Linked DNA regions of Homo sapiens: region 1 is linked to region 2. A link is a contact called in ENCODE Hi-C or POLR2A ChIA-PET data. All regions are on one chromosome and are shown on one strand. Each heading gives the region's core, a stretch centred on a gene start or an enhancer-like site at or near the end of the contact. The rest is flanking DNA. Distances are from core to core; before and after follow the strand shown. Region 1 overlaps NT5E (5'-nucleotidase ecto). Region 2 holds the start of TENT5A (terminal nucleotidyltransferase 5A).

The links. A loop is a pair of places that touch in the nucleus more often than their neighbours do. ChIA-PET counts read pairs that join two places held with the same protein, here RNA polymerase II (POLR2A). Pooled maps may share reads with other maps.
Region 1: a loop to region 2 is called in a map with no recorded cell type, with 6 times the contacts of the local background. The contact joins the enhancer-like site here to the promoter of TENT5A in region 2. A Hi-C loop is called at or near these places in 1 of 37 single-sample maps with no recorded cell type and 4 of 50 pooled maps. POLR2A ChIA-PET finds 5 or more read pairs at or near these places in 1 of 52 experiments (activated naive CD4-positive, alpha-beta T cell).

The regions. Positions count from the first base shown.
Region 1 is chr6:85,460,007-85,463,080 of GRCh38, forward strand. The region is part of intron 1 of NT5E (5'-nucleotidase ecto); the gene reads left to right. Among named protein-coding and RNA genes, the nearest start is that of NT5E, 11 kb to the left of the region's middle. Within about 2 kb of position 1,430, at least 14 of the 41 ENCODE cell types and tissues checked have a DNase peak (open chromatin) inside an H3K27ac peak, as active enhancers do.
Region 2 is chr6:81,751,255-81,754,389 of GRCh38, forward strand. It overlaps TENT5A (terminal nucleotidyltransferase 5A), which reads right to left and starts at 1,427. Exons shown (of 3, transcript NM_017633.3): 1 at 1,177-1,427; 2 at 336-924. The coding sequence starts at 887. RefSeq lists enhancers at 1,088-1,588, 2,449-2,498 and a silencer at 1,499-1,628.

The DNA.
Region 1 (3,074 bases), core at 180-2,679, 3.7 Mb after region 2:
CAAAAACTACCTTCCCTTTGGGAATATACAATGACCTTATTTGGAAATTACTTCAGGTAATTATGAAGTAATAATATCTCTATTCATATGCTAAAAAGAATTCAAAATAACATTCAATTATCATCTCTTAGAAACTAAATTAAACGGGTACTCACCCAAGTTGAAATGCAAACAAATGCATGATATCATTATGTGACCCTCCCCTAGCCCTTACCCTGTCCATGGCAGATGCTAAGAAAAACTTGTCCCTAAGAAGAGAGAAGTCAATTGATTTAGTCAGCCTTTCCCACTGTGTTTGGACTGAGCCTCAGAACCCTCCTTATCCCCATACTGCAAGGAGTTACTGTCAATCAACTAGAGATGGCGCTCAAGATAAAATTATTTTCCATCCTGTACTAATATAATAATAAGCATGGAATCTATTTATTGGTTTTTTCACAACAATAAAATATATCTTTAGCAAGTAACAAATGGTAGAGGTAATACTTTTAGATAAAGAGGGAAGAATCCTTCTGACTTTTCTCTTTATCACATTTTACCCACACACAATGTGGATGGAATCTGCAACTGAATTTAGCAGTCACACTGAAACTCTGCTGCATGACCACACTGTCCTGAGGCCATGTGCCAACTTCTATGTTTTTTTTTCCCAAAGCTCTTCCAAGGAAGAGCTGCCACTTCTCCATTTACTCTTTTCACCTGTAAATGAATGCTGCCGTTGGTATTGAGAAAATGGGTGAATGAAAGAAATCATGAGAACACTCCTGGGGTGAGAGCAAGAGGAATGAAAACACGTGGTGTGAGAGCAGGTCAGAGATGGTGGTTAACACAGGAACCAGGATGGAGGCCTCAGACTTGACCCTGGCCTGCAGGACGTTGGCCTGCATTGTCTGCAGGAGGAAACACAGAGGTCAGTGGATATCCTGCGGTCTTCCATTAAGGCCTCTTACTATTCTGGAACATTTTATTTTTATAGAGAAATCTCCCACTTCCTGATCTCCCCAGTTAGAATTGATTGATCAAAGCAGTCCCTCTCCCTGTTATTAAATAATTAAATAATATGCATTAGTTGATCCCTATAACCACTTAAAATGTATCTAACACAGGAGAAATCTTTGGTAAATATTTACTGAATGAATGAACAAATAAATAATTGGAGGGAGGGAGAAAGAGACAGAGTTAAATCCTGAGGCTGGAGTTTTTGGTCCTTCAGCCCCTTATCCCATTGCCCCTGGCAGCCCCATCCATGTGACCTTGAATTCTGTCCAAGTCTCATCACTTTCTATGTGTGTTGTAATGGAAAAAAGGTTACAAAACACAGTCTTTCTGGCCTGGAGTACCAAAATAGTAAAGACTTCTGTTTTGAAAGCCTCTGACAAATGAACACAACAGCCACAGTGATAACTTTAGCAGGAAATTGAACCACAAAAAGCAAGCGAGCCACAAAGCCCTGAAGGCTAAAAATGCCTCACAGGCCAAGAGGCAGTTAGGTTGCACCTGAGACAGAGGCTGCTTTCTTAACTGGGAAATGGGTGTCTCCAGATATATAAAGCTGTGAGGAGATCACCATGGCCCAGCTCTGACGAGCCACTGGTACAGCATTGTTGGTTAGTTTGCCTCAACCTGCAGCAGAGTTTTTATTCCAAGAGTTAACAGTTAGTTAGGCTTTTTCCAAAGGTTGAGATGACACCCCAACTCCCACACCCATTTCCGTCCTGCCCCAGCTTGAAACCAGGCAAAGTGAGTTAAGACATTGGGAGATGGGAGGGGACAGGAGGGGTAGAGGCCTGGCACCCCTCTCTCTTCTGTTTCAAGAGACACTTTGTGGAGTTGTCTAGAGAGACTGGGGGTAACTGCTCCTTCTGCCCCCAATCTCCCCTTAGCTCCCCACTCCTCCCTATCCTGCCAGGCCAACCACCAGCAGAGAAGGGCGCTTAGCTCCAGTGACGCTGTGAGTGAGGTACTTGTGAGGATGCATATGGTTCCTGTTGGAAATGCACGGAGGAGCAGTGAAACACCAGAAGCCCCATCCTCTCTCCTGCCCGTGCCCTCATGCCCAGCCAGCTGAATATTCCTGTGGCTTCCACTCCTGCACTGTCCCCTCAGTGTCACCTCCCCACCACATTCCCACAGCCCCACTTGCTGTGTCACCTCTCCCCTGAGGGAGAGGTGTCTTCCTGCCAGTCTCTTCACCACCAGGCTCACACAACTCCCATCCATTCACTGCAGGCTGCCAGACTGAGCTTTCCAAGCACCCCCGGACTGCCTCCAGCCCTACTTTCTCTTCAAGGCTTCCCACTTCCCTCAAAATGAAAGCCCTGACTCCTTGGACACCATACAGACCCTCCCTGATCTCCCAGCGATGCTCTTAGCAGCATCATTTTTTTTTCTGCCAGATTTTCAGGTGCCCTCAGTTCCAGGAGCACCAAATCACCTGGATGCCATGAGCTGCTTATGACACAGTTCAAGGTGTGACATCTTTGAGGTCTCTCCATAACACCTCTACTGCAGACGTCTGTCTCTGGTGTATCAGCTGTACCTTGCACACATGTCTCTAACCATCTGTCCACTGTGTCTGTCTGTTCACACATCAGATTGACCCTATGTTCTCTGTGACACCAGGTGAGCTCTGGCACCAGTGCCCAGCAGATGATTACTGAATGATTAATAAAACTACTCACTCCACCTGCTGCTTTTAAATGGGCTCCATTTTGGTATGATTTGGTGCGTGAACCATTAAAACTTTTCAGAAGTCAGGATTTGAAACAAACTTGGTAAAAAGTAGTTAAGCAATGTCTTCGTTGTAAAGTGAGAAACCAAGTTGCTTGGAAACAGGTGAAAAGCTTAGCCAGCAGCTTCACAATTCACAGCCTGGCACTCCAGTAGCCCTCTCTGGACAATTGCCCAGGTTTTCTTGTTTTCATTTCTGTGTTTTAATTTACAAGTTACCTTTATATTTCTACTAATACCTTACTGGCACTTGTTTGTGAATGAAACAATTTTTTTGAGAGTTTGTTAATTGTTCTGTGTGAGTGTGGAAAGTTTCTTTCATATAAGATCATCAATTCTTTTTT
Region 2 (3,135 bases), core at 177-2,676:
ATCATTTCATTCTGCCAAGTATCAGAATCTACTCTGGACAAGACTCCAACAGGGAAAGCCAAGAGTTAAAACATAAGGAGAAAGAAGAGAAGAGAGGGCAGAGGAGGACCTGGGAGAAGAGTTGTAGCGCCAAAGCATCAAGTAAACTGAAACACTCAACACCGTCCACGCACGTCAGTTTACTGGTTTAAAAAATCAAAAATCAAAGAAATAACGCGCGCCCAAACTCGTGATGGCCACAGATTCATGGCATTTAACCGATGCCCCTCTGCCCGCTCCCCGTCACACCCGGCCCAGACTGGGTCAGGACCCAAGTGCATCTCGGGTGGTGTTACCTTGAGCGTGAGTGGTGTGATCTTCTCTTTGTTCACCCCCTCGGGTAAGAAGTCCAACAGGCAGTCCAGCACGACGTCCTTCACAGTCTGAAACTCCCCTTCCCCGCGCAGGTCGGCGCAGAAGATGAGGTCCAGGTCCTTGTAGCCCAGGCCGCTGTCCTGGTGCAGGACATGGCTGGCTGCCGAGCCGTTGAGGCGCACGTCGCGGACGCCAATGCGCTTCTCGGCCAGGCGCCGCCGCACCACCTTCACGATCAGGCTCGGCTGCAGCTCGAGCGTGGGGAAGTTGCCGCGCCCGTGAATCGGAATGGTCTCGCTCAGGATGCCGTCCAGCCGCTGCACTTGCTCCCAGTTCAGCACATTGCAGTGCGCCGTAGGGCTTTCGCAATAGTCCAAGCAATGCCCACCGAAGCTGCCGCCACCGCCGAAGTCGCCGCCGCCGAAGTCGCCGCCGCCGAAGTCGCCGCCGCCGAAGTCGCCGCCTAGGGGGATGTAGGGGCTGCAGGCCAGCTCGTCCTCAGACATGGCGAAGTACCCTTCACCCTCCGCCATGTAGTGCCCGCCGAGCGCCACTTGGCCCTGGTCAGTCCTAAAAAGAAAGGGAAAGGAGCGCGGTGAGGACGCGCGGCGGCGGAGAGCACGCGCGGCGGCGGAGAGCAGAGGCCCGCCAGGAAAAGAGCGCCCCCTCCCCCGATAGTTCCCTGACCCCGGGCCTCCTCGGAGACTCCCTCCCCCGGCCCTTACAGTCCCCAGCCGCGCACCGCGCCCCGCAGAGCAGCCCCGCACCAAAAGTATCTCTGATGCATCTGGAAAGCGCAAGCGAGAGTCCCGTCTGTGTCACCTGGAGGCGGCCGCCCCTTCTAGGAGCGCAGCGAGCGAGAGCGAAACCGAGAGGCGGCAACACTTCCAGGAGCTGCGAGCGCGCTCAGACAGCAAATAGCGACTTCGTCTTTCCCAGACCCCTGCCGCCTGCGCTCACCACTCCCTCCCCGCGACCCCTCCTGCGCCGCTGCCACCCCAGCTGCGGTGGTCCCGAACTGGCGGCTCTTGCTGCCACACACGCTCGTGTCTCTGGAGCTTTAGCAGTTGTGCGGGGAAAATGTCTTCAGTACTTTTTTTATACCGGGCTTCTCTGCGCTTCCGGGGCCCAGAGCGGCACGTTCGCCACACCCTCCTCATCTGCATAGGGCGCCGCCCCCTCTGCCCTCCCCCGCCCGCAGGGCACGCAGCTGACTAGCCCAGCAGTTAGTGCGGGACGACTGCCGGTGAGCGTGAGGTCCTGGGCTGTATGTGCGGATACTGTGTGCGCCCGTAGATGCGTGTATTTATACATACATTTAATTTATGTACGCCCCCTCCCACAAATCTCTTTTCATTTTCCCCAGGAGGAGACACTTTAAATGCCCCAGGAATCATAAGTGGTCATCAAAACCAGATCACGACTAAAATCCTGCAACTGCAGAAACTTCCCAAAATTCTCGCGGACTCAGCCCGTCTTTAGATCATCACGGTTGGGCTCCGGAGGTTCCTCACGACCGCTCTTTTAAACCTCGGTTTTTAGGTAGACCATTTACTCCATTGATAAACCCGATCCAAGTGTGGACTCATGAGTCCACTCTTGCACGCAAATCAGTCACGGCGCGTGAGTGGGAAGGGCTTGTTGATAACTGGGTTTCGATTCTCGAAACCTCGGGAAGCGCGCCGGGGAGCTCTGGGCGAGCCCGAGAAGGCGCGGGGGCGGCACCACGGGCCTCGGGCGTGCGCGGCTCCTGCGCACGAGTGGCTCCAAGGGGCCAGTACTTCGCGGGGGTCAGGGCGCGTCACGGAGCAGACGCGGGCGAGCAGCCAATGGCCGAGGACTGGGCGGGCCGAGTGGGCGCAGAGAGCGCGCCCGGGGAGTGCGTGCTGCCCCGGAGTCCAGGGAAAGGGCCGCTAGGTGTCCGGTGCCTTTGCTGCGAGTTCTCTGACAAAATTGGAGGCGGCGAAGCGCGTTCCTCGCGGCCCCCTAAAGTTTGGCCATTTTAAGTGCATCATAGTGTCAGTGGAATACGATTTGGTTTTCCACGAGACGTAAAAGTAGGAGTTTCAAGAATAAAATGAATTCTCTCCTCCAGCTTCGGTGACTTCGGCAGAGCTAATTCTACGCACGCTCACTCGCGCCACCACCACTCTTTGCTAGAAAGCTGTGGCCGTCTCTTCGGCAGCTCGCTGCCTCCATCAACTAACCCGGAGCAGCTTTCCCAGCGCCTAGACGCTGCCGGGGGCTGAGGTGGGGCAGAGGGGAGAATGCCAGGGTCACAGAATACTCCCCAAACCCTGCTCAGCCCTGCCCGCCCAGACTGGGAGGAAAAACAGCCCGCACCTCCTAACTGGGGGAGCCCCGGCCTAGTCACTCAAGCTGCGCGGCTCGGGGGTGAGGGGTAGGGTGCGGGGGTGTCACCCGTGGAGCATCCAGCTGCGTGACAACGCCGCCCCCTCCCGGTGCCCTGCCGAGCTGCGTCCCAAAATGGAGAAATCCGACTGTCTCTGTGGCAGAGGCCATCCCCTCAGCGCTGCGCCTAAGCACTGAGGTGCGCCTGGGGACTCTAGGACAACTACCCTGTCCGCATAGGGCCATCGCTTCCTTCAGAGCACACCCATGTGTTCCTCTGACCAGCCATCGGCGCATGAATCTATCTTAACCAGGCATTTTATACATATATATACATATGCATATTCTTGTGTGAGCATGTGTATAGAGAGAGCATTTAGTGACCTGTTACGTGCCAGGCAACAGGCTAAGTGCTGAAGATTTAAGAAT